Regions from separate parts of the Homo sapiens genome. Here all the other regions are linked to region 1. Evidence: read pairs that join two places in POLR2A ChIA-PET (ENCODE). Cell type or tissue: GM12878. All regions are shown on one strand. Each heading gives the region's core, and the rest is flanking DNA. Links, peaks and the distances in the headings are about the cores only. Region 1 holds the start of OCIAD2 (OCIA domain containing 2). Region 2 overlaps TEC (tec protein tyrosine kinase). Region 3 overlaps FRYL (FRY like transcription coactivator).

The links. ChIA-PET counts read pairs that join two places held together with the same protein. Peaks named below come from ENCODE experiments on the same cell type or tissue, not always from the same donor. Only the 100,000 strongest peaks of a DNase experiment are listed, where the experiment ranks them.
Region 2: POLR2A ChIA-PET joins it to region 1 with 5 read pairs; 1 of 35 experiments calls an interaction of 5 or more read pairs at or near these places.
Region 3: POLR2A ChIA-PET joins it to region 1 with 9 read pairs; 2 of 35 experiments call an interaction of 5 or more read pairs at or near these places.

The regions. Positions count from the first base shown.
Region 1 is chr4:48,901,121-48,911,804 of GRCh38, forward strand. OCIAD2 (OCIA domain containing 2) reads right to left here and starts at 5,654. Exons shown (of 7, transcript NM_001014446.3): 1 at 5,538-5,654; 2 at 3,364-3,491. The coding sequence starts at 3,429. RefSeq lists a silencer at 5,332-5,591 and an enhancer at 5,882-5,961. In GM12878, for the core only: a CTCF peak has its summit at 5,765; a DNase peak (open chromatin) is centred at 5,731; H3K4me3 peaks cover 1,522 bases; H3K27ac peaks cover 680 bases.
Region 2 is chr4:48,244,524-48,255,207 of GRCh38, forward strand. All of the region lies in intron 1 of TEC (tec protein tyrosine kinase), which reads right to left. Among named protein-coding and RNA genes, the nearest start is that of TEC, 20 kb to the right of the region's middle. In GM12878, for the core only: no CTCF peak of the experiment used is centred there; DNase peaks (open chromatin) are centred at 2,858 and 3,463; H3K4me3 peaks cover 444 bases; H3K27ac peaks cover 3,269 bases.
Region 3 is chr4:48,535,435-48,546,118 of GRCh38, forward strand. It overlaps FRYL (FRY like transcription coactivator), which reads right to left. Exons shown (of 64, transcript NM_015030.2): 42 at 10,633-10,684; 43 at 9,349-9,470; 44 at 8,373-8,563; 45 at 6,593-6,687; 46 at 4,919-5,526; 47 at 4,537-4,634; 48 at 223-393. Among named protein-coding and RNA genes, the nearest start is that of ZAR1, 51 kb to the left of the region's middle. In GM12878, for the core only: no CTCF peak of the experiment used is centred there; no DNase peak of the experiment used is centred there.

The DNA of each region.
Region 1 (10,684 bases), core at 1,809-9,808:
ATGTAAATAGCACTGTTTTATATATTTTATTCTTCAAATATTCTCAACTCAGCTCTATGCTTTTAAGATCCACCCATGTTGCTGTATTCATCTAGTCTGCTGCTTCTAACTGCTGCATAACTGTGCACAATGTCTCTGAGTTCCTACCACCTCATGTTCCCCTATGGACCCATGAGAGAACATTTTTCAGACATGAAACTAGAAGTAAAGCTCAGGGTGTGCATATTCTCACTGTGACAGAGTCTTGCTAGACCGCTCTCAATTGTTGCAGTCTCCACTCCTACCCGCAGGGCCTGAACATTCCCTTATGGCTCCGCAGCCTGTGTAAGAGCTAGGTATGGGTAAAGAAGATTCCAAGCAAGTTAAAGAAAGAATTTTCTAACACTTGGAATTATCCAGTTTTCTAAGCTGATAGGTATAAAGTAACATTTATTATCCTGTTTGTACTTCTTTGATAACGAATGTGTTTGACTATCTCTACATATTTTTCAGCTACACTGCCCTTCTCCTCTAGTTGTCAGGCAATTCCTGTAATTGGATCTGGGTTGTAATCTTTTGTTATATATTGGCTCATTAATTTTTTTGTGGAAAAATACATATAACATTTGCCATTTTGACCATTTTATTTTTATTTTTTTTAGAGACAGGGTCTCGCTCTGTCACCCAGGCTGGAGTATAGTGGTGCCATCATAGCTCACTGCAGCCTCGAACTCCTGGGCTCAAGTTAACCTCCCACCTCAGCCTCCTGAGTAGCTGGGACTATAGGTGCACACCATCATGCCCAGCTAATTGAAAAAACCATTTTTTTAATAGAGCTGGGGGAGGCGTGGGGGGGGCGTTCTCACTATGTGTCTCAGGCTGGTCTTGAACCCCTGGACTCAAGTGTTTGTCCCGCTTTGGCTTCCCAAAGTGCTGGGGTTACAGGTATGAGTCACCATGCCTAGCCCCATTAAGTTTTTTTTTTAAATTTAACTTGTTCCTTACTATAGAAGTCACACTCATATTTCCTTGTTTGTGAATTATTTATGTGTGTTATTTGCCATTTATCTCCAAGGTTTTAGTGTTTTTCTGGTTGAGGTGCAGCTCCTTAACTCTTGAAGTGTAGTTTGATTGTGCTGATCTTGCCACTGTCTTTTTTAGACTCTTTCTGTGTAATAGATGTCAATGTACAGATGGTCACCATTTCTTGAGCACTTTGTATGGGCCTGGTCCTGTGCCAAGCACTTTACATGCATGATGTCAATAAAAGGGGTGGAGAAACCCTCTGGCACCAGTGTCTGTGGAGCTCTACAAACAGTCCAAATGGGCAACCTCCCTCTTCTTTCCCTGCAACTCCCCAAGGCACAGTGCAAAGATGCAGTAAGTCCCAGGGTGAGTCACAGCAGCAGGAGAAGGAGTTGCTCTCAGTCTCCACTTACCTTCCTTACTTAGCACAGGCATGCCTCCAGATGCCCAGGGTGAATATTTGCTCTTGCTCTTGGCTGTGCCTGGGGCAGAAATAAGGACTGCCTCCCCTTAATAAACAAATGCACACACCCTGGCTATCACAATTGCTTCCAGTCCTGCCATCAGCCTGTAATCCCAGGCTTTGGGAGGCTGAGGCGGGCAGATCACTTGAGGTCAGGAGTTCCAGACCAGCCTCGCCAACATGGTGAAACTTCATCTCTACTAAAAATGCAACAATTAGTCAGGCATGGCGGCAGGTGCCTATAATCCCAGCTACTCGGGAGGCTGAGGTAGGAGAATTGCTTGAACCCAGGAGGTGGAGGTTGCAGTGAGCCAAGATTGTTCCATAGCACTCTAGCCTGGATGACAGAGTGAGACTCCATCTCAAAAAAAAAGGATCTCTGGTTATCATTTTCTGTATAGCCATGAATGTTTGATGACTCTCCATTTCACAGAGGCAACTCAGGTGTCCAAATAATTCTCCTTGTGACTTTCTATCATTTGTCTGTTTGCCTCGCCTAAACTTTGCTCCTTAAACATTACTGCTATTACACTATTTTTAGCTTGAACATGAACGCCATTGACCCATCAAATGCTTTCTCTTTTCTTCATTGATGTATTCCTGAAATACACAATATCCATTCCTAACAAGTTGAAAAATTGTTTCCATGTTAACACTTGGGTTCTCAATCTGCTAGCTAATTAGTAATAAAGGACTCTGCCACCCTGAACAGGAACACCTGTCAGCAGCATAGGATTAGTGTGATTACTTACAGTAATATAAATGTAAAAAAATAAGCAAAATATTGCCTGTAATCTCAGCACTTTGGGAGGCTGAGGTGGGAGGATCATTTGAGCTCAGGAGTTTGAGACCAGCCTGGGCAATATAATGAGACCCCCATCTCTAAAAAATAAATGAAAGGATAAATAAAAATAAATAAGCAACATGTATCACTCTGTTAGAGTCTATTAAGAGTTTTGCTCTGCTATCAGAAACCTCTTCAGTCACTGACAGTTCATCTAAGAGTTAGTAAGGCTGGATTACAAACAGGAAAGAGTAAAGAAAGGGTTTTTTTTTTTTTTTTTTTTCTTTTTTTTGAGACAGAGTCTCGCTCTGTTGCCAGGCTGGAGTGCAGCGGCCTGATCTCGGCTCACTGCAAGCTCCGCCTCCTGGGTTCATGCCATTCTCCTGCCTCAGCCTCCTGAGTAGCTGGGACTACAGGCACCAGCCACCATGCCCGGCTATTTTTTTGTATTTTTAGTAGAGATGGGATTTCACTATGTTGGCCAGGATGGTCTCGATCTCTTGACCTCGTGATCCACCCGCCTCGGCCTCCCAAAGTGCTGGGATTACAGGCGTGAGCCACCGCGCCCAGCCAAGAAAGAGTTTTGTAAATAAAATTTTAAATTTTAAATTTTAAATTTCAGCTTCTTTTCAAAGCAGCTGAAAACACACTTTCCTTCCCCATCCTATTTTCCCTAAGCCCATCCAACAAAGTGCCAGACTGAAAAAAATAAGATGACTGGTTAAAGTTGAAATTTAATAAAAATCCTATGATATATATTTTTTCAGATGGCAGGTCCTGCAATTAAAAGTATACCTGACCAGGCATGGTGGCTCACGCCTGTAATCCCAGCACTTTGGCAGGCCTAGATAGGAGGATTAATTGAGGCCAGGTGTTTGAGACCAGCTTGGGCAATATAGTGAGACCTCATGTCTAACCACAAAAAAAATTAGCCAGGCATGTGGGCCTGCACCTGTCATCCCAGTTAAGTGAGAAGCTCAAGTAGGAGGATCACTTAATCCAGCAGTTCGAGACTGCAGTGAGCCATGACTGCACCACTGCACTCCAGTCTGGGTGACAGTGTGAGATCGTGTCTCAATCAATGAATCGATCAATAAATATAAAAGTATACCTGCTTGCTTGGTGGTGGAAAATGGGCATCTTTATCTTGGTTTCCACGAGCAGACGCTGAAGCCATGATGACTTTGTGCTTGCTCTCCTTCCAGTTGTTTATCCTCTGCTTACTCCTTGACCCAGTGTCTAAGGAAGGTAGAAGAGAATCACTATGCCATGACTAAATGTTTGCATCAAGCTTAAAAGCATCCTGAGGATCCACTGGAGTTATTTGGAAAATGTGTTTTTCCTTTTGTCATTAGTCCATCTGCAAACTCAACTTCCAGTGCTCCTCTTCCACCAGCACACATACATGCACTCACTAATGGGGACAGATCAGATTTAGAATAGAGTGGAAATACCACACTGTGCACTGAGTGTCGATTATGTGCCAGGCCAGGGGATATGAAGAAGGATAAGACAAGATCACCGCTGTGAAGGAATTCACAGTCCAAAAGGGGAGATAGACAAGTCAACAGTTACACAACATGAAAAGTATGCATGGGATGCTAAGGAAGAAAAGAAAGCAGGGTCCATTCCATCTAGTCATGTCACAAAGGAACTAGGACTCCTAAGCTTTCAGGAGGATCTGTGGAGGGTAGATGGACTCTGGGGCAGGAGGACCAGGTTGGAAGGTGGTACACTAGTCCAGACAAGGAGTTACAGGGACGTGAACAAAGACCCTGGTGGGAATTTAGCATCTTTGATAGAGATGCTAAATTTGGGTTTGGAAATGTTGGATTTGGGTGCCTGTGGGGGCAAACAGTGGAATTAGCCACTGTTAATATTTGACGATTTGGGTCTAGAGTTCCAGAACAGGGGTAGGCTAGAGAGATGAAGTTGGGAGCTGCCATCATAGAGATGAGAGTTAAAGCAGGGAACTTTAATAAATGTGTCTAAAAACAGTACTGGAGAATATGAACACTGAGCCCAAGGGAATATCGAAAAGAGAAGAAAGATTAAAAAAAAAAAAGCAGGCCAAGGAAATGACTGAGAAGGAATAGCTGATACAGAGGGGAGGGAATTTCTGAAGGAGGGAGTGAATCATCAACACCATCACATGGCTTAGAAAAGTGGACCCTGGATTTGGCAATGATGGACATAATCCAGGTGGACTTTGAGCCTCCTCCTGCCCCCAGTGGCCACTGCATTCTGCAGCCCTGAACTCTACCTCTACCTCTGCTTTTCTTCTGCAAAATGAACCTCTTATATACAATTCTGTTTCCTACATCAGTTACTAAACTTTGAGGCATTTGAGCCAAGGGGACCCGTACTCGCACCAAGTTTCATCACAGGTGTCTAATGTGATTACAGGGGCAGCACGGTGCCCTGCACGGGAAAGTACTGGGGTCAGAGAGACCAGAGTTCAAATCGTGACTCTTTACCCCTGCGATCCCTTTGGTGCAAATGACTTAATCCGTCTCTGCCTCAGCTTTCTCCACTGTTAATTGGGCATAATGGACACAACAATGGTGAGGGGCTCTTGCAGGAATGAAGACTAGGATGAGGATGAGGATGAGGGATACGTCCATAAAGCCCCTGCACACCTTCCATTTCCTGAGCACTCCCAGGAAGTCTTTGCTGACCACGCCAAATTAGATTATCTTTGCTTAGCCATTAGGCCGCTGCCCTATATTGGGAGGCAAATATACCTCTCAGCTTCGGTGGCCAGGTCCCCTGGCACCCACTTAGTCCTCAGTCTGCACCTAAAAGCAAGCCTTCCGAGGGTCTTGCCTTGCAGGTGTAGCTCCCACCCCCCACGCTGGGGTGGTCCGGGGACCCTCTGTTTCCTCAGTGGTGGGGAAGGGACCCGTGGGTTCGTGGGTGCTGACCGACGAATGTGCGGAGGAGGGCGCGCCCCAGCATGGGGGGCGGGGGTGCTTCTTAGGATGGCTTGGAGGGGGGCGCCTGCAGGGCTGGACGGCGGACGGGGGACACTGCACTTTCTGATGCGGTCGGGGAAGCCGGGAGTCAGCCTACTGGAGTCCGCTGCCATCCCTGGCCAGAAGCAGCCAGCGCCACCCCAAGCTCCCCAGCCCCTCGCCCGTGCCGGGGCCGCCGGGGTCCGAGTTAGGGGAGAGTGGGGGGCGGCCACCGCTGCACCGCGCGGCCTTCGAAGGACTGCCCTGCGGCGCCGCGTTCCCCCGAGGCCACCCCCTCCCGCCGTCAACACTCCCCGGGGCGGGGGCTCACCTGTGTGGTCTGGGTCGCCTCCGAGGCCGAGTCCCTCGTTGCCAAGCCCAGCAGGCCTCGCTCCCCCGTGACTGCACCGCCGGCCCGCTCCAGCTTCCCGAGTACCCCACCTGTCTCCCCGGCTTCCTTCCGGCCCTTTGTGTTTTCTTCTCTTGCTCCGCCCCCTCGCCTGCCCGCTAAGCACTTAAGCTGGTGAAGTCACCCTACTGCCACCTGGCAGTCACTTTCGCTGTTGGTGGCAACCCAGGCTGGAACCCAGCTCTTGCCGGAACCCCTGCCCCATCCTTGAGGCTTGTCCCGACACCGAGTAGGTTCTAGTTCCTTTGTGCCTTCCAAATGACTCCCTTCCTCCAGCAATCACAGCCGCAACAGCCATGTATTGCGCCCCCGCCCTAGGCCAGGCGTGGGCATCACCTTTGCACTCCTTTCTGCAGCCGTGTGTGGTGCCCACTGTGACCTGCACTTCACAGACGGGTCATCTGAGTTGTGCAGGCCACTAAGGGAGCCTGGAGTCAACCCCAGGCCTGCTTGGCTCCCAGGCCTTCTCTTTCCATTGCTCTTTGTCGGTCCCCTGCTGCCTCCTGTCCCTCCCCAACTCTGACTTGTGGAGGGAAGCCTTTGACATGTGGGGGTACCTTTAATACCGATATCACTTGTTACCGGAGAGGGGTCCCGATCCAGACCCCAAGCGAGGGTTCTTGGACTTCTCGCAAGAAAGAATTCGGGGTGAGTCCGTAGAGTGAGAGCAAGTTTATTAAGGAAGTATAGAAAACAGGCCGGGTGCGGTGGCTCACGCCCATAATCCCAACACTTTGGGAGGCAAAGGCAGGCAGATCACTTGAGCTCAGGAGTTCAGACCAGCCTGGCCAACATGGTGAAACACTCTCTCTACTAAAAATACGAAAAGTTAGCCAGGCATGGTGCTCTATGCCTGTAATCCCAGCTACTCGGGAGGCTGAGGCAGGAGAATCGCTTGAACTCCGGAGGCAGAGGTTGCAGTGAGCCGAGATTGCGCCACTGCACTCCAGCTTGGGCGACAGAGCCAGACTCTGTCTCAAAAAAAAAAAAAACAAAAAAAAAACAAAAAACAAGAAGAACAACAACAAAAAAGAATGGCTACTCCACTGGCAGAGCAGCTGTGTGGGCTGCTTAGCTAATTATACTGGTAGTTATTTCTTGATTCTATGCTAAACAAGGGGTGGATTATTCATGAATTTTCCAGGAAAAGGGTGGGCAATTCCCGGAACTGAGGGTTCCTTCACTTTTTAGACCATATAGGGTAACTTTCTGACGTTGCCATGGCACTTGTAAACTGTCATGGCCCTGGTGGGAGGGTCTTTTATCAGGCTAATGCATTAAAATTAGCATTTAATGAGTAATGAGGACGACCAGAGGTCACTTTCATGACCATCTTGATTTTGGTGGGTCTTGGCTGGCTTCTTTACTGAGTCCTGTTTCATCAGCAAAGTCTTTGTGACCTGTACCTTGTGCCAACCTTCTATCTCATCCTGTGACTAAGAATGCTGAACCACCTGGGAAGGCAGCCCAGTAGGTTTCAGCCTTATTTTACTCAGTCCCTATTCAAGATGGAGTGGCTCTTGTTCAAACACCTCTGGACACAGTTACCCCAGCCATGGCTGACAAAGTTTTCTGGGCTGAGCTGCCAGGACTGACTGAGTGTGTTGACTTGGAGAGAGGCTGTGGATCTCCACTGAAGGCCCTCTTCATTTCTCACCTTTTCCTATTGTGCGAATTGGTCCCTGTACCTGTGGCCGCTTCCTCCTCACGCCTCCCCGATCCACACCTCCAACTTGTTGTTTCTCAGATTCACACAGCTCTTTTCCACTGGAGGCCCTCCCCTGCCTGCAGCCTCTCCCGATTGGTCCTGTCCTGGCTTTTTCCTACTCCTTCTTTTTGACTGTTCCTCAGGAAAATCTTCCTTGACCCCAGCCTAAGGCAGGCCTTTCTTCTTTTTCATAGCACAGGACACTATTGTTTTCCTTCATAGCACTTATCACAACTCATTATGTACTTATTAGTGTGTTCATTTATATAAAGCATATTTTCCCTGCTGCAGAGTAATCTTCATGAGGTTCAGAACAAGATGGTGTCAGTTTTGTTCACCATTGTGTAGCATCTTGGATATAGAAGGGGCTCAATAAATATTTGTTGAATGAATGAATGAATGAATGAATGAATAAGTGAGCCTAGGTTCAATGACTGTCAAGATACTGTTGTTTTGGATGGTTCATTTCCCTAGTAGATCCTCCAGACCACATTCCTCCATGGATTCACTGGTTTTCTCCCCACCAAAGTGTGTCTTATTTCCTTTTCACTCCTTTTTCCACCTCCAAATTAAAGGGAATATAATTCTATTGCTAATTTCACATTGCATTACCAGAAATCAGAAAAAATCAGCTGGTTTGAACAGAACAGGTTTTGTGATTTAAATGAACAACCCTCCATTACACTGAAGTCAGTGTAATGGACACATAACCTAAGTGGCATTTGTCCTTTAACATCTTGCTATGGTATGCAAGATGTTATACCTGTTATGCATATGTGACAGCTGCGCTTCTGGTCTCCCATGACCTTATTATTTTTTTTTCTTTTTAGAGATGGGAGTCTTGTTATGTTGCTCAGGCTGGAGTGCAGTCCAGGCCCCCACCCTCATCTCTACTTTCCACCAAATAGGCCATTGACTACCTTAAATAGCAAGAAGTCATCATATGTAACGTGCATCGGTTATGACCAATTGGTATTTGTTGGGCAAATCTGATGTGTCCATGTATTGTTCTAGCACTTTCAAAGATAATAGAAAAAGACATGAGTCTTTTCCACAAAGGATATATCAATTCCCAAAGAATTATAATAAATATACATTGCCGTAGAAGTCTATGGCCCTCAACAGAGCCTTTCTTAGGCTTTGCTTCTGCATCCTGCAGGGCCTCCGGATCATGACCTGATCCAAAATTGATTATCACTGGCTAATGCTATGAAAAATGTGGTTGATTTAGAAAGTGCCAAACCGTCCATGGCAGGTTTCAGCTTAAACTCTTTCCACAGCCCTACACTGACCTTAGCCAAGATCTGAATTCATTAGCAGGGCCCTGAGTGATTCAGCTCCTGCCTGCCTCTCCAATGCAGCTATCTGAGGCCCTCCCAGGGCCCTCTGGAGTGACTCATGTTCTCTCCTTTCATGCTTTTATGTGCACTGGAGAGCCAGCCTGAATCAGCCTTCCTCTGCTTCTCCACCTCTCTCTTACTCATTCTTGAAGACTGGGCTCTGAGGTCACCTCCTCGTGGATGCCTTGCAGACTCAAGTTTAGTTTCTCACCTTCTGTGCTCCCATCGCACTCTGCAGGGGATACCTGTTATGCATATGTGTCAGCTGCGCTTCTGGTCTCCCATGACCTTATTATTTTTTTTTCTTTTTAGAGATGGGAGTCTTGCTATGTTGCTCAGGCTGGAGTGCAGTGACTATTCACAGGCCCAATAATGGCACACTACAGCCTGGGACTCCTGGGCTCAAGTAATCCTCCTGCCTCAGCCTCCTGAGTAGCTAGAACTATAGGTGTGTATCACCATGCCTGGCTCTCCCTCCCTCCCTCCCTCCCTCCCTTCCCTTCCCTTCCCTTCCCTTCCTTCCTTCTTTCCTTCCTTCCCTCCCTTCCTTCCTTCCTTCCTTCCTTCCTTCCTTCCTTCCTTCCTTCCTTCCTTCCCTCCCTCCTTCCTTCCTTCCTTCCTCTCTCTCCCCTCCCCTCCCCTCCCCTCCCCTTCCCTTCCCTTCCCTTCCCTTTCTTTTTGCAGGGTCTCTCTCTGTTGCCCAGGCTGGAGAGCAGTGATGTAATCATGGCTCACTGCAGCCTCTACTTCCAGGCTCAAGCAATCCTCCTGCCTCAGCCTCCCATGTGGATGAGACTACAGGCATGCACCACCACACCAGCTAATTAATTAATTTTTTTTTTTTGTAGAGACAGGGTTTTGCTATATTGCCCAGGCTTTCATCATCTTTTAACTTCATCCCCATAGCAGTCCCATGAGTGGTGCTAATAACTTACTCAGTCATGCAGCCAGGAAGTGACAGTAGAATTTTAACCTGGGCTCTACAGTGATGAGTTTCAGAGCAGTGTGGCCCTACTGTCCTTTGGCTGTCCTTACACTGTTACAACCATTGATGTCATTCATTGGCATTCTGTCTGACTGTGAGCTCCTTAATGGTGAGGGCAGTCAAGCACTGATCTTTTTCAGTAACTGGTACGTTGTATGAACTCACAAATGGTAATGATGATGAATGAATTTAATGAGGCACAAAATAAAAAGTGAATAATACATGGTCCTTTATTTCAAGAGGCTCACTGTCTTTCTTTCCCCTCTCTCCATCCCTCCTGTGCCCCTCCCTCCCTCACTTCCTTTTTCCTTTCTTTCCTTTTAATTTTTTTCCAGATAAAAGCTTTTAATAGGAACGTTACATGTTAAAATGGCATTTTAAAATTTTATTTTATTTATTTATTTGTTTTTAATTTTACTTTAAGTTCTGGGATACATATGCTGAACATGCAGATTTGTTACATAGGTATACATATGCCACGGTGGTTTGCTGCATCTATCAACTCATCATCTAGGTTTTAAGCTCCATATGCATTAGGTATTTGTCCTAATGCTCTCCCTCTCCTTTCCCCCTACCCCCCAACAGGCCCTGGTGCGTGATGTTCCCCTCCCTGTGTGGAAGTCATTGGCAAAGACTTCATGACTAAAACACCAAAAGCAACTGCAACAAAAGCCATAATTGACAAACGAGATCTTATTAAACTAAAGAGCTTCTGCTCAGTGAAAGAAACTATTATCAGAGTGAACAGTCAACCTACAGAATGGGAGAAAATTTTTGCAGTCAATCCATCTGACAAAGGCCTAATATCCAGAATCTACAAGGAACTTAAGCAAATTTACAAGAAAAAAACAAACAACCCCATCAAAAAGTGGGCGAAGGATATGAACAGACACTTCTCAAAAGAAGACATTTATGAGACCAACAAACATATGAAAAAAAGCTCATCATTGCTGGTCATTAGAGAAATGCAAATCAAAACCACAATGAGATACCATCTCATGCCAGTTATAATGGCGATTGTTGGCCGGGCGCGGTG
Region 2 (10,684 bases), core at 1,788-9,787, 660 kb before region 1:
GGTCCCTCCCACAACACGTGGGAATTCAAGATGAAATTTGGGTGGCAACACAGCCAAATCATATCAAACCCAAAATGACTTCTTTCCAGTCTTATGTTTATTTCTTCACTCATTTTTCAACAAAACATTTTATTTAAACTCTACTGTATATCAGGTACTGTGACAGGGATATAACATTCCACATGGAAAACACAAGCTCTGCCTTCCCCAAGCTCACACTTCTGTGGAGTTTTGATCTAATTCCTCAAAGAGCCTTCCCCTGCAACATCCTTCTTCTCAAATACCACACACAGGACAGAGAGATATCATATCTAAGCCATTAGACAGCTGACTATGAGAGCTAGGCACTCTAAGATTAGAGATCATTGGATTCAAACTTCTCAATTGAGAGGTGAAATAATTAAAGCCCAAACAGGCAGAGTTGAGAGATATCACCTCCCTCCCTTTGTTCATTAATACAGTTATTAATATCTTAATCTTTAAAAATTAGGCCGAGCACAGTGGCTCACGCCTGTAACCCCAGCACTTCCGGAGGCCGAGGCGGGAGTATCACGAGGTGAGGATATTCAGACCATCCTGGCCAACATGGTGAAACCCCATCTCTACTAAAAATACAAAAATTTGCTGGGTGTGGTGGTGCGTGTCTGTAATCCCAGCTACTCAGGAGGCTGAGGCAGGAGAATCGCTTTAACCAGGGAGTCGGAGGTTGCAGTGAGCCGAGATCGCGCCACGGCACTGCAGCCTGGCAACACAACGAGAGTCCTTCTCCAGGAAAAAAAAAAAAAAATTAAACATTGACTATAACTATTGTTTGAGAACTCTAGATTAAAATTATGAGTTTTCCAAATGTCATCCAAAAAGACTTCACGTACACGTGTATACACACATACACATACACACACAAACACACATACACAAAAAAATCACACAGTCCTTTAAAGCTTCACCCCACCCAGTATTTAATTTCATTAAGTAAGTTTATACACAGAAAACACTTAGAATAGTTACCTGGCACATAGATGCCATTTAAGTGCTTGCTATCAGTATTACTGTTTTAACTTAATCTTCATAGCATTACTATTACTATTAATCGCTAAAACATTAAAATGGACAGAGTAGATGGCACTTTGACAGGTACAATTTTATAAATGAATAAATAAAAGCTAAGATAATATAGCCAAAATTATAAACATAATAATAACACCTTTGAGACTAGAAATCTAGTATCCTCATTCCCCGACTTCTAGGAAAAAAGTCTGGCTACATTAAAATAGCTGAAGAGCTACATTAAAAACATTTACTTTGGGCCAAGCACCGTGGCTCATGCCTGTAATCCCAGCACTTTGGGAGGCAGAGGAGGGTAGATCACTTGAGATCAGGAGTTTGAGACCGGCCTGACCAGCATGGTGAAACCCATCTCTATTAAAAATACAAAATTATCCTGGCATGGTGGCACACACCTGTAATCCCAGCTACTCGGGAGGCTGTGGCACAAGAATCACTTGAACATGGGAGGTAGAGAGTGCAGTGAGCCGAGATCACGCCACTGCACTCCAGCCTGCGTAACAAGAGTGATACTCCATCTCAAAACAAGAAAAATTATTTTTACGGATTTATCATTTTTATCTTGTCTACCTACAGAGAGAAATTGAGACATGTTTCAATAAAAAAAAATGCAGGAACAAAATTTAACCAAGGAAGAATGAGATTTTTGCACGGCAAACTACAAAACATTGTAGAAATAAATTTAAAAAGACTTAAATAAATGGAAAGACATCCCACATTCGTGGATGAAAGACATGATATTGTTAAAATGGCAATGCTTCCCAAATGGATCTACAGATTCAATGAATTCTCTATTAAAATCCCAACAACCTTTTCTGCAGAACTGGACAAGGTGATTCTAAAACCCATATAGTAAAATTAATAGACAAAACTATCTTGAAAAAAAAAAAAGAACAAAATTGGAGGACTCACACTCCCAATTTTAAAATTTACTCTAATGGCATAGCAATCAAAACTGTGTAGTACTCCATAAGGATAGATATATAGATCAACAATACAGAATTAAGGGTCCAGAAATAAAATCACACAACTGTGGTCAATTATTTTTGACCAAGATGTCAAGACCATCCAATGCGGAAAGAAAAATATTTTCAACAATGGTATAGGGATAACTGGATACAAATAAATTTGGACCTCTACCTCACACCATATACAAAAATTAACTCAAAATGGATCAAAGATTTAATTAAAGAACTAAAATTGTAGAACTCTTAGAAGAAAACATAGGTACAAATTTTCATGACCTTAGATTAAGCAATGGTTTCTTAAATATGACATCAAAAGCATAAGCAAGAAAAGAAAAATAGGTAAGTAGGACTTCATCAACTTAAAAATTTTTGCGTGACATTATTGAAGAAGGTTACAAGAAGTTCCCACAGAATGAAAAACATATTTGCAAATGATATATCTGATAATGGTCTAGTATCCAGAATATATAAAGAACACTTACCGTTAAACAAGAAAAAGACAACCCAGTGTTAAAATGGGTGAAGGATTTGAATAGACATTTCTCCAAAAACATATATGAATGGTCAGCAAACATATAAAAAAATTTCAACACCATTAGTCACTATGGAAATGCAAATTGAAACGACGAGATACCACTTCATACACACTAGGAGGAATATAATCCAAAAAATAGAAACTGAACAAGTATTAGCAAGAATGTGGAGAAATCAGAACCCTCACACATTGCTGCTGGAAATGTAAAATGGTACAGGCACTGTGAAAAATAGTTTGGCAGTTCCTCAAAAGTTAAACATAGAATTTTCGTATGACTCAGCATTTCCACTCCTAGGTATATACCCAACAGAATTAAAAACACATTCACACAAAAACTTGTATGTGAATGCTCATGGCAGTACTACTCACAACAGCCAAAAAGTGAAAACAACCCAATGTCTGCCAACTGATGAATGAATAAACAAAATTTATATATTCATACAATGAAATATGATATTATTCTACCCTAAAAAGGAATGAAATACTGATACATGGTACAACTTGAATGAACCTTGAAAACATTATGTTGGATAAAAGAAGCCAGATAGAAACGGCAACAAGTTGTACTGATTACTTTTACATTAAATGTCTAGAGTAGGTAAATCCACACAGGCTGAAAGTGGGTTACTGATATGGAGGTGTGGGGTTTCTTTCTGAGATAATGGTAATCTTCTGGAATTAGATAGTGGCGATGACGCATAGCATCATAAATATAGTAAAAATCACTAGACTACTCTGTAAAACGATTTAAATGGCAAATTTTATGTTAATTGAATTTATTCTCAATAAAAGTAATTTAAGAAACAATACATGTACAACATGTAAATATACAGACAAGAATTAAAACTAAAAGGAGGAGTCAGAAACCAAAAGGCAGAAAGTGGAAAACAGAGTGGAACTCAGACTTATGCAGGGGTTGGTTCTCAGTCAGCACATAGGGTAAAAACTGAACACAGTCAATTAGCCTTGAGTCTTCCACAGGAGACACAGGTCACACTGCAGACTGATACACTCTCTCTGGATATGTCCAACACAGTATCAGCAGAAATGTCCAGAAGCACTGGAAGTTCTATCAGTTAGCTTTTGATTAGAACAAAAACAAAACCCACTCCATAATTAGTGGTGTACAAATAATAAAAACATATTGTTTCTCATGATTCTGCAGGTCAGTTGGGCTTTCCTGGCCTGGATATCTAGGGTGGCCTCATTCACGCTTCTGGCAATTATAAGCTATCAGCCAGGGCACACGTGGCTTCTTGAACAGGACAACTTGGGCTTGCTCCTACAGTCCTCAGGGTCCTAAGTGCAGTAAGAGAGAGCACGCACCCAGTACACAGCACATTGCATGTCTCTGAATGCTTTACATTTATTTGCTCTTGTTTCACTGGCAAAAGCAAGTCACAAGCCCAGCGTCAGTACGGGAGGTGACTACTCAAGGTGAGCAGACACTGGGAGGGGAATGATGCAGGCCTTTTTGCAAACAATCCAGCCCACAGAATAATCAATTTTAGGTTTTCTGGTTTGGGACTAAAGTATCTGGCATGGGCCTAGGGGTCAGTTTGTATAACAAGGTATGTATCTTTAACCACAAATCACATTGAGCACTGTGAGATGCTCATGGATATCCTCTGCAGACTCAGGCAGACAAAGAGAGCACCAGGTTCACACGCCTCCAGTACACACCCCTTCTGGGGTGTATACTCATCAGGTGGAAAGATGAATAGGTTCATCTGCACTCTTTACATTGTTGTTTCTCTCTCTTTGTCTCCTCTTTCTTTTTTTTTTTTTTTGGCTGGCCCACAGAGTTGAATTCCCCTAATTCATATATGCTTCAATTCTACTACACACTGAAAACCAGAAATCTGAAACATTTTGTGTAATCGTGTGTCAAGTTTGGAGCTTCTCAAAATATCAGAGATTAAAGAATTTTTTGAATGCTTCATAGAATAATAATGTTTATGATAAATTACACACCAGCTTATCAAAAGAAAAATTTTCCCTGTCACTAAACTCCAAAGAGAAACCAGTTTATGGGATCATAAAAGATAATGAAAGATATTACAAAATGTCTTCAACAGCAGTTTGGGCAGAAATCACAAAAGTGCTCCTCAACAGGCTACTTCTTATATTAACATTTCATAATGGCTTAGTAAATAAAGCCTTAGTAAAGGCATTCCTACCTGGGCTGAGCTAAATAGGTTGCTATCTGGTTAATTCAAGAAATAGGAATAAAGTACAGAAATAGGTAAATCAGGAATATGATCCTTGGTCTGTATCTGTTAAATATTATCTCAAGACCACTTTTGGCAAAACTTGAGTGAAATTCAGTTTAAGATACACTCTCCAGTATGTGACAGAAATGTAAATCTTATGTTCATGGTAATATTGTGTAATATAATTTAAACAGCACGTTTGTAAAATTTTTTAAATGCTAGTATGTGCCTTCCTGATAGGCCAAGTATTTTATGGTGTACTTGGCTGAATGGCCCAAGGTAACAGGAAACAGTCCCAAAGACCTATGGCTTCACAAAGGAAGTAATTACCTTTGGAGATTCCAACTTCATCTGATTTAAGCCCTGCTTCTTGACTTCATGATCTTTCTGCTAACCCTGAGCTGAAATGTCTCAGATTACTATAACTAAGAATTACTAAGACCCTGGCAGGTGTCCTTTCAGTATTATTTCTGCCAAATCAGAAGGCTGTACATGGCAGAGTGGGAAAACTGTAGTTTTCAGTTCACAGCACAAATTATACAAGTAGACACTAATATTTTAAACTAGTGAAATAGAAAAGCACATTCAAAGCACAATGTGAGTCTTATCAGTTACGCATAGACTAGAAGACTTCAGGGTGACTGGCTGATGGATTTCAGTAGATCCCAGCCAAGGCATGCATCCTGGAATTCCAGCTGAGCCATCTATAGGCTGATAACTCCAAAATCTACATCTTTAGCTTTGACATTCTCCAGAACCTCAGATTGCTGTATCCAACTGCAACCCTAACATCTTTATTTAAATATCTAGCAGGTATCTCAAACACAACACCACTTAACACAGAGCTCTAGATAGTCCCCTAAATTTTGCTCTTCATCCAGTATCCAAGTAAATGGCCTCATAATCTCCCCAGCTGCTCAGCCAAGTATCTAGGCATTAGCTCTGATTCATTCTTTTCTCTCATACTCAAATCTAATTCATCAGCATGTTCTTTGGACTGTACCCCTAAATATTTCCTGAACCTATTCAAGATTCTCATTCTTCACTACTCTCCCATGAGTGCAATAGATTGATTGGAATAATGGCCCCAATTTTTCATATCTCCTTGTATCTTTTCACACCTGTCTGAATTCCTGTTCTTTGGCAATGCCCTCCCACACTGACTATGGATATACCTATGTAACTTACTTTGACCAATGGGACAGTAGCAAACTTGACACAAGCTGAGTCCTTAAAACGTGTGCGTTTGTTTCTACTTCCTCTCTTGCTTCTTTGCGATCACCGTGAGAATCCAACTGTCCAGCCTGAGGGTAAGCCCAAACTAGCCTACTAGAGGGATGTAATGTACATATGGAGGAGAGCAGAGTTGATCCAAACATCTCAGCTGAGACCATCCCTATACTAGTTGACAGCCAGCTGGCCCCTCAAACATATCAGAGAACCCAGGCAATATTGCAGAGCTGCCTACCTAACCCACAGTGGACCACAGACACATGGGCAAGCCCAGTTAAGATCAACCAAGCCCAGCCAAGATCAGCAGAATTACCCAGACATCCTATACTCATGAGCAAAAATAAATCCTAATTGTTGTATGCTGCTGAATTTATGGGACTGTTTGTTACACAGGATTACTGTGGCAATAACTAATAGAGCCATCATTATCCCGCATCAGGACTACTGGAATATCCTCCTAATGGGTCTCAGTACTTCCTTCTTATCTCCTTATAATCATTTTTCCATGCATCAGTAAATACATTCATTAAAAAACATAAATCAGTCTATGTCATCAGCCCTGCTAAAATCCTCCAACGCCTACCCAATGCACTTAAACTAAAACCCATACTCCTTAACCTAGTATATGACCTACTTCTCTAACCGCATCTAGTACCACTCCCCAATGGCCCACTATGATTCAACCACACCAGCCTTCTTCCTATTCTTCAAACACTGCAAACTCATGGCTGGGGTCTTGGCACATAATGTTCTCTCTACCTGGAAGAGTGCTCCATTTTCTTTCTCCCTCCTCCCCACCCATTTCTCTCTTGCAGTTTTCTTCTTATAACTCAAATTTTAGTTTAAATTCACTTCCACAAAAAAAGACCTTCCTTTGACTACCCAGTCTAAAGTAGACAGCCAGTTATTCTCACTATGTTATCCTGTTTTAATTCTTTCCATGGTACTTATCTCTGTGTGACACTTTTCTTGATTATGTGTTGTTTTTCTTGTGCACTCTCCCCACTGGTTGTAAGTTTCACAGGAAAGGAACCTGTTCTGTGCATTCACCACTGGGTCCTCAGCTCCTAAAGCAGTTCCTTCACATATTATTCATTAAATACTCAGATTGAATTGGACATGATTGTATTTACTTAGGATTGAGGGAGGACTCTAAGGAGTATGCAAGTGGAAGAATGTAAGAGAAATAACAGCCTTTATTATAAAAAGAAGAGGGGTGGGATGATATTGTAAATGACAAGATCAAAACTTTATTGGGGTGACTGCAAAAGGGGAGGAGGAGTAATTAAAATGGTTTCAGAAAGCTCATAATAAGACTATGGGTTTTACAGAGAAGAAATAGTAGAAGCAAATATTGGATGAATGCTACCTGACATAGAATAAACAAATCAGATCCTAAGATCTGGTTTTTACAAAGACGAAGAAGCAAGGCAAGCTAAAATGGAAGAGAGAAAAGACCAACTGATTCTGAGAGGAAAATACTAAAGCAGAAAAAACATTTCACTAGATAACAGAACGCAGTTCACAGCCTGGACTCTGAAAACAGCCTAAAATGGAAGCTTTGCTCTGCTCCTTATTAGTTGTATAAACACCGACAATTACCTCTCTGAGCTTGCTTCCTGATTTATAAAATAGGGTAATAATTATGACTTCACAGAGTTGTAAGAATTAAATAAGCAAATATACATAAAGTGCTTAGTATGGCACATGGATTATAGTAATTACTCAGCATTAGTGATGATGATGATAGTGGTAGTGGTGGTGGTGCTGCTGATCCTTAAGTCAATCCTGCTATTGTTGATTAAATTGGCAAAGGCCATAGTATCTCACTGAGTCTGTTGAGTCTGCTTAATTTTTTTTTTAATTTTCAAGCATTTCAAGTTGTCCCTTCTTACCAAGAAAGAAATGAGCACAGAACCAGAACCTAGAGCCAGAAGAGCTGGGTTCTGTCCCTGGTTCTGCAACTAACTAGCTGGGTGATCTTGGGTGAGTCACCAACTTCCCAGACCTGAAAGTTTCCTTGTCATCAGCTCTATCCCTGCCCAAGGCAGCAGGTCTAAGAAACATTCTGTGAAGAGGCAGAGGTACTGATGTAAGATAGAGACATAAAGGCAGAGATATAGGCAGACAATCACTCCATGTCATTCCATTCCAGAGCACAAAAAGCAATATTAAATACCTTAACTGAAGGCTTCCCAAATCATGTTCCTCAGAACACTAGGAGCTGTGGGATGATAACATGTGCTTATATTAGACCATAATCTCATAAATGTAGGAACACTGGGTGACTTTATTCTACTCTAGGACCAGTGGCCAGCAGAGTACTCAAAACATACTACCATAGCACACATTTACTGCATGCTTGTTGAATGAATGAACAAATGAATGAATGGACAAGTATATTTGGGAAAAGCTGGGTTAAACAACATCAAATTGGTTCCTTGTATGCATTTCTCAGGGGCTTTAATAGGTGAATCATATAGAATGCAGCGCTTCCCAACTTCATTTGATCATAGAACTTACTCTATTTCCCCTGAACCTCGTTAACATCTCCCAGAGTTGTAGTCTATAAAACACAGATTGGGAAACATCTGAGGCTTACATAATGTAAGTCATTTTTACTATCATGAAATACGTAAGTTATCTTACTTTTTATTCATCAGGCAGTAAAACGGCTAAGTAACTTGATTCATACCTAGTATGTAGCTGTCGTCTCCTGGCATCCTAGCAGCAGCTGTCCTGTCTCATTCCTCTGCCCTTCTCCCTGCTTCCACATAACTACTCTGTCCTGAAAATCCTTCCACCTCTTCTTCTATTATCTCTTCTCTCTAAAGCCCGTAGTCTTATTATGAGCTTTCTTTAACTGTTTTAATTACTCCTTCTCACCTTTTACAATCACTCCAATAAAGTTTTCATCCTGTCATTTACAAGATCATCCTGCCCCTCTTCTTTTTGTTCTTTCTCTTGCATTCTTCCACCTGCATACTCCTTAGGGTCATTCCTCAATCCTAAATAAATGTAATCATGTCCAATTCTTTTTTTTTTTTTTTTTGAGACAGAGTCTCGCTCTGTTGCCCAGGCTGGAGTGCAGTGACACAATCTCAGCTTACTGCAACCTCCTCCACCTCCCAGGTTCAAACAATTCTCCTGCCTCAGCATCCCGAGTAGCTGGGACCACAGGCATGCACCACCATGCCCAGCTAACTTTTGTAGTTTTAGTAGAGACAGGATTTCACCATGTTGACCAGGCTGATCTTGAACTCCCGACCTCAGGTGATCCACCTGCCTAGGCCCCCCCAAAGCGCTGGTATTATAGGCGTGAGCCACCGAGCCTGGCCTAATCATGTCCAATTTAATCTGAGTTCCCTTTTCCTTTCCTACCACTTGTTTTCCAGGACTCAAGCAAGCAAATGTACCAGGTCTTTTCATATCCCCATGTATCTGCTCGAGTTGTTCTCTCTGGAAGGCTCCTCCCTCTTTATCCACCTATTGAAATCCTATTCATTTTTCAAGGTCCTGATCATACGTAATCTCTTTTATGAAGTCTCCCTTATTTTCCACTCCTGCCATAATTAACGACTCCCATTAACCCCAAGACAACTGCACAACTAACGCAAACATAAAAAGTTGGTTGTATCTATGAATGCAGAGATAGCAGAGCTGGGAGAGATGACCATGAACCAGGTGAGTCAATCAGGGAGAATGACAAAGAGGTTGGTGGCAAAAGGAGAGACCAGGAGGGTACCTGCATGAATGGCTTGAACCCTAAAGGACAAAGGGGTTTTGCAGGAAGGCAGAAAAGTGATGCCCTAGAAGTGGCAAAGGGAAGCTAGGAGTAGGCTACAGCAGAGAGAGCTACAGGGAAGGCAATGCTGTTACTCTGTGAGGAGGCTCTGGTGTGGGAGAGTTGATTCACAGTGGAACAATGCTCTCAAAGGGCCACTGGAAAGATTTGGGAAGGCAGCCAGCAGAAGAATGGAAGTTCAAAATCATAGGAGGCTTGAGAGTACATAGAAAGACAGTTGATTAGAAAGGCTGGTGGCCAAAAAAACTGGGGATAAGAGGCAAGGCCTCCGCCTACACTGGCTGAGATCCCAGATGGTGTCAGAGACCAAATGAGGTTAGCATTCAATAGTCTTTGATCAGCATCCAAAGAGTAGGTTGACGAGTAATTTTTCCGATGTCTATGAAGAACAGATTTCTCTAATGTTCCACTCATGGCAAAATCCTTTTCCCACCCAGATCCATTTGTGGGCTATGCCATAGGGCAGGATGGAGGGGCGGGGGCTGTTGGTGAGGAGGTGTTGGGTGTGGCACCTCCTTTCACTAGGGCAGGGCTTACTGACCTAAAAGGGACACAGCAAGCTGAACATGGTGCAGAGTCTACAGGGATGAGAGGCCTGCAAGGCACCAAGTAGGCACGAAGGCCAAAAAAGTAGTGGATGACCAAGGGCAGACAGACAATAGCATAGGGAATCCAAGACAAAAATACTCATCTTCTGAAAACCCGGTATAAGCAGGGTTCTTTCAAATGCACATAATTAGATTTAAGCAAACAACAACAAAAGGAACACATTGGCTCACATAATCGAGAAGTCCTGGCACAGCTGACTCCTGCACTTCAAACAATGCTGAGTGTGCTCTCACCACCGTGCAGTGCTGCTTCTCAC
Region 3 (10,684 bases), core at 1,772-9,771, 370 kb before region 1:
AACTTATATTTTTATCTTAAAAAATTGTTAACTATGTTGACTGTCAGACAATTTGAATATCAGTTAATACCAGTGCTGCTTCTGCATATAAATCAACTTGATAAGGTGCCACAGAGTAGTTAAAATATATATATGTGTATATATATACACATACACACACACACACACACACACACACACATATATATATAGTAAATAAGAAAATATTTTTGGTAAATTTACCTCTGCAAGATAAGTCACAAGATTAAATGTTGTATCTGAGAAGGAGTCATGCAGGTATCTGCACACGACATTGATCCAGTTAGAACAGTCTCTGGAATACGTGTGTGTACTGTACAAACTCATCATGTGTGCCAGATTGACAAGTGTTGGGCATTTTTCTTCTGCACAAACCTAGAAAACAAATAAAATTATTTCATTCACCTAAAATAAAGACACAAGTTTAACTTGATTTTATGCTAAATGTATTCGCTTAATGAAATAATTTAGATGTATATTGGTTTTAATGCATTTTACTTCAATACGTTAGAAAAGTGAAACGAGAAAAAAAGCACAAGGCATTCTTCACAGAATAGTAAGAGCTAATACAGAAAGAGGATTAATGTCTTTGTGGGTACTAAATAGTACGGCCTTCTTCAGTCTGAAGATCTGTAAACTGTCTCTGGCAGAAACCATGTATGGTGTGAACTCGGGACATCATTTTGGAATTGCTTTGTCAAACCCAGGATGGATCAGTGCACAAGTGACTACACAGGCAGATATAACTAGGGAATTCTCAGGGAGGCTCCGAGCTGCTGTGACTGGGAGGAAATGCTTCAGCCTCCAGCTGTGCCCGGGGTATCTCAGTAGAGCAGTCAGTTGCAAACAGCCTCAACATGTGTGACAGTCAAAGGACATCACTGGGGCTCTGATGAAATCTGGAGTCCAGAATCTCCAATGGATGACAGTCTGCATGGTGGACCTCAAACTGCTCTTCCGGAAATCACCTAAAGCTCTAAGATCCTCGGCCAATCTTTTAAAGGCTACTCCAAAATGTACTGACTCTCATGTTTGTTTGATACAATATTAAAGAATCTGAACCAACTAATGTTTGGGGGGAATTTTACTGACTGAATGCACTTCTTAGTCTGTTTGTTCCCTGGGTTATTGGTGAGGATGTTCCCTGGCCTCTCCCAGGGGACACCTGAGCTATGCAGAACTGGAAAAAGGCCATGCTACTCTTACATACCAATCTGTCATAAAAGGCTAACCTCATTGTCATTTCTGCTTTTAGTTTTCCTTTTCCTTATTCTTCTATCTTATGGATGTTTTGTATGTATTTTTACAACTACCTACAGCATTTGGTAAAGAAACTGTCCTTTTAAATATATACATCTTCAACTTTCAAATGAATATCACTAATTTTGGTAATTCGGAAGATGTTTAATAGGCTTGGAGGGCCTCAAATTCATCATTTGGACATTATCATGGAACAAGCACAAAATATAAAGGTTATGCAAGGTCGTGCATAGACTATTAACACAGTAGTACCTGGGAAGTTATTTTATACAATCATTAAAACCAGCTGATTTCATGCAGTAGTGTTTTGCCCATAAAACAGACACCAGAAAGAAAAAGAAAAAATGGGTTGGTATCTCTTATTTGCATTTCAAAATATAATAATTTAACATATTATTAAAAATCGCATAATTTTATAACTTCTCAAGTTGTTAAATTCTTTAAAACATAAAAAACTTTCCTGAAGAATAAAACATTCTTAGAGAATTCTTACATTCTTAAATAATTTTTTTAAGGAATGATTTTAAAAAACTTATTTTTTGAAAAGGGAGAAAATTCCTTGGAATATCTGCTGTGCAATTTTATAATAGAACAAGTGACAGATTTAATTTTGGAATTTTTGAAATGCCAGGTTAAAATACGATCCAAAAAGAGTGTGTTTTATAACAAACTTTTTTAGCATACTATTTTTGCCATAACGAATCACTAAAGAGAAAAATATTTGTCCTAAGTGTTGCCTCATTTTGAAATTCTGTGCTCTCCAAAGGCACAAACAGTAGAACTAGGGATATTTGCATAATGAAGGAGCACATAATGGCAGAAAATTACTCTCTACAGTTATAAGTGGGAGAATAATTAAGGAACCAATTTAATTCACATCCTGCAGGTTGCTAAAAGCATACGGAGAGGGAACCTTTGTGTGCTGTCCAACAGGAAGAAAACAGACTTAAAAACAATTTATGAATCACAGAAGGCCATATCTGATTTCTTAAAAACATAAAAGATATTTGGGAATTTCCATGGCCCTACTGTGGTCACGATATCAGCAGCTCGATATTCAAGGAGCTGTAACATCCTTCAGGCTAGGAGGCCACACTCCTTAGTTATCCCAGCATTTAGCAGGCAGTAATCATTCAACACATTTCAGCTGCCACTCTTAAATACTTCTACTTCCCTTTTTAGGGGATTTATGCCTTTTATTTTCTTGAAACCCCCAAGTAAACCAATATACACTTTCCCCCTTATATTTGCTTTCCAACCCCTCAGGTAGGGAAAAAAACTTTGTTTACACAAATTTTCTAATCATGTGTCACTAAAATATTAAAATGAAAGTTATTTTAATAAATTTTGTATTACGATTAGACTTTATTAATGCAAATACAGGCAGTTGGTTTTAGGCGAGTAATCATTTTCAAAAGGCAATATTTCTAATAGTCATAATTTTCACCCTCTCTTGATATTTAATGTTCTATTGGATTAGTTTAATAAAAACCAAGAATAAAAGACTTATTTTTGGCTTACTTCCTACCACCACCATTTTTATTAAAGAAACGAAGATGTTTCCATTAGCTAAAATAATGGCTCTTTTAAAATACATGCTTTTAGAATAATTATATTAAGAATCTTTCCCTATCTAATTTATTTAGAAATTTAATTGGGGATGGTGTTAAGAGCATATTTTATTAAATATTTTCACATCATTTATTAAATGTTATTTATCAAGACAGTGAAAAGGTTCTTACTCTTATTAATGCTAATGGGATTCATTGGGTTGCCAGTATTTTCTTTCTTTACTATGCTGGCACCTGGAGATAAATGTGTACTTAGCAGTGCTGCAATCTGGGCCATGGAAAGGTGGGGGTTTTATTTGGCTTCCTGCATGCTTGCTCTTTCCCCTTGCTGTGCTACTTGTTAATCAAATCCCAGCTTTTAAAAAAAATTGCTTACATAAAAAGCTTTTTCTGGGGATTTTATTTGCTTGTTCTCTTCTGTAGAAAAAAACTTCCTTTTTTTTTTTCTCCTGGTGCTTTAGCCAAGTTCTTTTACTTATCTTGCTATTCACTCACCTCCCCCAGTTCACCAAATTTCCTATTACATGTATGCTACTTGTAAATTTATATAACTCCCTCTTAGAACTGTTTATATTTTCAGTCTGAAAAGCCTTTTTTCCTCCAGACTCAATGACTGACTGAAAAAAGTTATGAATTATATTTAAGCAAAAGGCAGGCTGTTTGACAGTTCCTTATTGTTCTTGAGAGGGGACTATTAAAAATATAAAATGTCAAAATCACATTCTTTTAACATGAAGGTTAAGAGCTATAACACTTTTAAACAAATGTTAACAGATGATTTATAAAAATATATAAAATGTCAAAATCACATTCTTCTAACATTGAGCCATAATACTTTTAAACAAATGTTAACAGATGATTTACAAACAGCTACACCACTGTTTCTAAAACAGTATGATTTTTGAAGGTAAAAGAGCCAAATAAGGAATAAAAAAAGAATGGAGTAGAGAGAGAAGATGAAGAGAAAGACTGTTAAGAGGAAAAAAGGCAAACAAAAAGGGACAGAGAATTTTCCAAATCCTAAAATATATTATGCCCTCTTCTTCCTCAGAACCTCTGCATCTGTAATTTCTTCTGCCTAGAAAACTTCAAACCCTGAACTCCACTCTTTGCCTCTCATCCAGGGACCTTACTTTGGTTTATTCCTATCCATTCTTCGATAGTGATCTAAGTCAGCTTAGATATCACTTCCTCTAGGAAGACTTCTGTTTTGTGTGCTCCTTGAGTATTCTGCCCCCCACCCTCCCCCTGCCCCGATAAAATACCAAATCAGACTCTCTGATTACTGTCTATTTACTTCACTGCATTCCCCATGATAAAGTACACTATCTACTTTGCTTATCATGTATTTGTAGCATCTAACCCAGTGCTCAGTAAATATTTGGTAGTAAATAAACGAATGAATGAGAAACAGACAGAGAGGCAGAAGTATGGAAAAAGAGCAGAAAAAGACTCAGACTCAGAGGAGTGTTACTCTAACTAAATAATTTTATTTACTGTCATTTGAGCAGTTGTAACTTACGCCATTACTATGCAAGTCCTTTATGTGCATAAAAATAAAAATTTAAATGCAAAATTCATATGGGAAGTGACAATAAAAGGAGTTTTAAGAGATTTCCCCCTCCTTTAACATAGACTACAAAATAATTTCCCTATAGTGTTACCTTTCAGCATAACATTTGCTTACCTTTGCTATTCGACTAGCTGTTTCTTTGCAAAACTGAGTTGGGCTGTCAAAATGCTGGATTAAGTGAGGCAATAAGCAAAGGATGTTAAGAGGAAAGCCTATCAAAACAAAAAAAAGCAAACAATAACCAATTTTATTGCACATTATTTTAAAAGTTAAAGTTATTTTTTTAGATGGTTCACAGAAACCATTTTCTTTTCATTTCCTGGGATATTCGATCTTCTAATTCTTTTTTGGCTTTTACCAAATAATTTAAGCTACCTAGCGTATAAAAACTATGACTATTTGCAAAAAGCAGAAATTAGTAGATTTCAAAACAAATGATTAGTTTACATTTTACTGCATAAAATGCAAAGTGCTGGTGCAATTATATTAACATCACCTGACAATTGGGAAGGATCCACCAATGTATGTTTGGAGACAGAAATGAGTTTACTGAGGAGGTGCACGGTCATTTCTTGTGTAGATGCTGAGGTAAAACCCTTAAGGAAGAGCTGCTGAAGTCCTGGAAAATTAGTCCATTTCAATTTGCTTTGTACATTTTCAATCTTCTCTCGACTCTCTGATTTATCCAAAGGCAAATGGATAAGCAGTTTGTTGAGAAGCCTGAGAGCCAGGAGGTATTCATATTCATAATCTGATTCTAATAAAGATGCTGCTATCCAAAAAATGGTGGCCATCAAGTTGGTAGGCTCAGTAGTGGACTGCACGTCATACATTCCTTTCTCTCTTAGAGAGGAAAGGCTTCTAGTCCTTGCTAAACTACTGCTATGGTTTATCCGTCCATCCATTATATCCAGTGTGTTACTCCGCCGCCGGTCACCTCGTCGGTCACCAATCAAACTTAATCTCAAAGAGTTACTTCTTGCATTACTGTTATATCCCAAATAACTGCTACTATTAATGGGACTTGTGCTTAGATTGAGTTGTCCAGTGCTTTTCCTGTTAGCTGCATACTTGTTTCCCATTATAGGATCATGATATGAGGTTCTTAAAAAAAAGAAAGAATAGATGAATGCATACCCAGTCACTTCTTTTGCTAAATTAATTTTACTTCTGAAAACACTGAAAAATAGTAACTGGTACCAGAAAAATCATTTTTCAGTATATCTGACTTTGTTGAATCAAATTTCAGTTTTCCCTTCAAATTCAAAGAAAATGTACAACAGTATCTTTTCTCTTGTGGCTAACAGTTTCCTTTGAGTTGAAAGGAGGCTCTACTTGCTGAGAAAATTCTGCTATAGTAATCGCTAACAACGTTCAGCTCTGAGATTTAGGCATACATTATGTCCAAAGCTGACTTCATTTGTCTTGTCCTCAAACTTGATGGTCCTGATGTCCCTATTTCTGTCAATGACACACTCTTTTCAAAAGAACTAAGCTCAAAAATTTTCGATTTCTCCTCCTTCCTCACATCCAATTTTTATTAAGAAAATATTGACTGAATGCTTTTTATGTTTGCCAGCTGTATAGAAAAGGAAGGAATATTAGACAAGTCTTTTGAAAGAGGGGATAGATATGTAAATGGATAAATTTATAGCCTGCTAATTGCTATTATTACAATATGAAAAAATCACTATGAGAACCCAAAGGATGGAATAATTAGCACTACCCTGAAGGAGTTAGAAATGCTTAGCTAGGAAGTGACATTTGGGATGGGACTTGAAGGACTAGTCAATTCTGGGCTTGCAAGGTAGAAAAAGTGGGGAGAGAGGCTGCTGCAGGGAGAAGGAACAATATGTGAAAGGTGGGAGAGCCTTAAGGCTCCCAGACAGCTGGGGGAGAAACAGGATGCTGAATCCTGAATGTGGCAGGAATGAAGTGGTGCATTAGAAAGATCTCTAACCAGCACATTAGAAGAAGAACAGCACTGCTAAAATCAGCACTTGGATTTTTCACAAGTCCTCACTGTCTGCGGCCCATCTCCCCACTGGTAATCCATCTAATTTGGGCAGTATTGTGCTTACTAACAATATTAGAATTTTAAAAGTTATAGCTATATGTAGTTAGCTATTCAAGTTCTCTCTATATTAGGTTGCCTGGTTTAAATTCTTACTGAGAAAGGGCAGAAAGAAGATCATAATGCTTCATGGTTTCAGCCAAAGTATCAATTGCAGATTCCAATGTGAGAAGAAGCTCAATCACAAATCCCTGGGGGGAAAAAGGCAGATTTTAATTAATTATGCTCTGGAATAAAGAAACTGCAATGGACTTCCTAATGGGATTTTAAAATAGAACAAACTCCATGTTATGTTACAAAATGATTAAACTCTTGAGCAACATGATCTTGCTGATTGATGCAAACTCATCCAATCAATGGTGTATAAATTGATTGTAATGGTGCCACAATTTACTCAAAATTGCTCAGGTCAGAAATCTAGGAACCATCCTTGTTTCTTTCACATCTAAACTGAATCCACCAGCAAGTCTTGAAAATATTACTTTTGTTTGTTTGTTTGTATTTGAGACGTAGTCTTGCTCTATTGCCCAGGCTGGAGTGCAGTGGTGCAATCTTGGCTCAATGCAACCTCTGCCTCCCGGATTCAAGTGATTCTCCTGCCTCAGCCTCCCGAGTAGCTGGGACTACAGGCATGCGCCTGCACACCTAGCTAATTTTTGTATTTTTAGTAGAGACAGATTTCGCCATGTTGGCCAGGGTGGTCTCGAACTCTTGATCTCAGGTGATCCACCCGTTTCAGCCTCCCAAAGTGCTGGGATTATAGGTGTGAGCCACAGTGCCTGGCTGAAAATATCACTTTTAAAATACACATTAAAAATCTGACCACTTTCCTCTACCTCCATAACTTCCCTTAATCTAAGCTACCACCATTTCAGCTGGACTCTTAACCTCCTGCCCTCTCTTGCCTCCACTCTTGCCCTCCCTACAGATTTCACCCCAATGTCAGAATGAGTTTTTTAAAAAAGAAATCACATCCATCACCTTCCTTCCCTCAAAATGTCTGAGTAGTTTCCCATCAATTCAGAGTGAAGTCCTGCCTCTTACCAGGGCTTACTAGGCCTTACGTGATTTGAACCTACCTACCTCATCAATTTCCTGCAACACATCCTGCAATGTATTCTAGCGACACCAATTTTCTTGATGTTCCTCAGAAAAGCCCTACTGCTTCTGCCTCAGGACCTTTGCACCTGTTAGTCCTATTTTCCTATGCCTGAAATATTCTTCCCCAGATCATAAACAGAACCTACTTCATTTCAGTATCTCTTCAAAAATCACCTTCTCAGATGGATTATCATATGTAAAACAATTCCTTCTCCTTTAATCTTATTATCTTATTATATTCACAGCATTATCAGTAGGATAAATTATGTTATGTATAATTGGAAGACTAAAGGTTTGTTTCCCTCAATAGAATATGAGCTCTAGAATGTTAGGAACTTTGTCTCATTGATCACTGTATCCCTGATATTTATAACAGCGTTAATAAAGTCATTCATCTGTACAAACTGAAGTTCTCTAGTGCAACAGTTCATTTATCTTAAAGCATAAAATTCAATGCTCCACTTTACATTTAAATTTAACTTCCTATCTTTTTTACCTTGTGATCATCCCAGGTTAAGATCTTGGGGGTGGGGTGTTGTGTGAGTGGGCGAGTGTAAAGCTTTTTCTGATAGGCACTAGAATAGTTGATTTAATTAGTAGGTTATTTGATATTAATTACAAAACTAACTTTGTCTCTTAATTCTTTGCCTGCTCAACATCTGACTATAATTCTAGATGCCCATTATCTTGCTCTAGCTATAGCAATCTATATGGACAATAAATCCTTGACAACTAGTAGCTGCTCAATAACTGCTGAAAGAATATAAGGAAATACCTGTGCATCTTCTCCTGGATCCCCTACAGTTTCTACAAGTCTGGAGAGAACATCAGAAAGTGTAGTTGCAGTGAGAGGCTGCTTTAGGGCCCTGAAAATCTGAAAGGATCTCCCAGCATAGTGTCGAGAAGAACAGGAAAGTGCTGTTTGCAGAGCAACTTCACTAAGATGATGTTCCAGATGAATTCCTTCTGTGAATGCAAAGGAAACGAGTAGGTTGTTCTTGTTCTTTAGAATACTAATGGGGTTATAATCAGAAGTGAATCATCTTAAAGCTAGCAGCTAGCACACTTCCTGGCTCTCACATTTTATAAGTCAATGCTTTTTCTTTGCTTAAACTCCATTTGCATTTTAGATGACCCTTTAATCTTTACGGAAGCAATCCTTCAGACCAGGGTTTCTCAACCTTGGCACTACTGACCTTATAAGCCAGAAAATTCTTTGCTGGAAGGGCTGCCCTGAGCAGGGTATGATGTTTAGCAGTGTCTCTGGCCTCAACCCACCAGATACCAGTAGTAACCCCTTGCCCCCAACCCATAACGGTGACACTGTCTCTAGACATTGCCAAATGTCCCCTAGTTGAGAACCACTGCTCTAGACATATACAATTTGACTATGATTTTCAGAATGTGTTGAATTTTAGATTACTGAAGACTATACCAGCACAATTTTTTTTAAGTTTCCAATTTCTATATACGTCCGTTTAATGTATTTTTTCATAATACGCAATTGTATTGTAATTTTATGATGCCATCAAACACAAAACTAAGGAGCCTAGCATTTCATAGATAGCACTCATTTTTAAGTAGTAACTTAATTTTTCTTCAGTGAAAACAGATCTGTTATCATTAATAAATTAAAAGTCTAAAACTTTTAGAGGTATCACAATATCAACTATTAACTTTTTGCTAAGCATTATCAGAAATTGACATCACATTAAAATGTCACTAAAACTAAAATATTTCTTAAAAGATACCTGAGCTTGACTGCTTAAAAACAGAAACCACATGTTTCAAAAATGTAGTTAACTGTTCAGCACTCTTTATGCTAGGATTCTTGGCAGAAACATCCTCATGGTTCCAAAGGGGCCCTCTTTTTCTGAAAACAGAGAACAGATGTAATTTCCTTGGATTTTCACTTGTGATTAACAGTTGTACTCACACTTGCCTAAATTACACCTTTACAATTAGAAAGGATGGTAGTTGAATAAATAGGTCACAGTCTACTACTACTTAGGCACATGAATATGTAATGATCTACAGCAAGGAGAGAAAGATCTCATTTCAGTGTCTAGCAACAGACCAGTCAAATTCTCTCAGACGTAGTAGAAAAAGATGCCAAATTTTGCCAAGTGTGAAGCATATTGGTTACTGCTTATGTGTTCCAGGTCAAAATATAATCTGTATTTAGATTGTAATGCAAAGAAAATAATTTGCTGGTGAAATGCAATGAGAATAATTTACTAGCTAAAACTACAGGGAAAGTTTAGGACAGAGTAATGTCCTCTTGATTCTTTCTTCAAAACGTCTTTGTGTTCTTGGCCACCACCTCAGTTAAGCTCTTTATTAACACAGGCCCAAAGTGCCCTGAGAACCTGCTACGCACTGCTTCTGGTTCCTTCCACCTCTAATGCATCCTACACGCTGTTATGGGGCTGATTTTCTCCACATACTTATTAAATGATGCCTCCCACCCTCCTCCCAGCTTAATGATTTTCAATATAATCTACAACCTTATGGCCTGGGCTTCATGGCCCGCCAGTTTGAACTCTCCCAAGCTTTCCATAATTGTCTAGAACAACTCTCTTTTCTCTGCATTACAGTCAGAGTGGATTCCTCACCATTTCCAAACACATGGTTTTCTTGTGCTCCTGTGATTTTGTTCTTGCAATGGAATACCATGCCCTTTCTCCCCACCTATATTCCCTCTCTACTTATTGTGTCTTGCAAAGAGTAGACCATAAATAAATATTTGATGACTGAATGATAATGTAGCTAATAAAAGTGAAATATATATTCAGATAATACTCATTCTCTTTGGCCATTAAATAGCCAGATATGATTAAAGTCCTGAGGTATAACTGCACTGGCACAAAAGAGTCTTTGATTGCATCCTAATTTTCAAAATACTGTGCAATACAAACCTGTGTATTTCACATCAATGGTATTTCAGACAACAAAAATATGGCTCATAATACCTGATCAATGAAAGAATGACTTAACACATACACTGCTGGGATGATAAGAGCTGCCAGTGTTACCTTGAGGTAATGAATTCCATGAGGGTTTTGACTTTTCCATCCTGCTCCACTG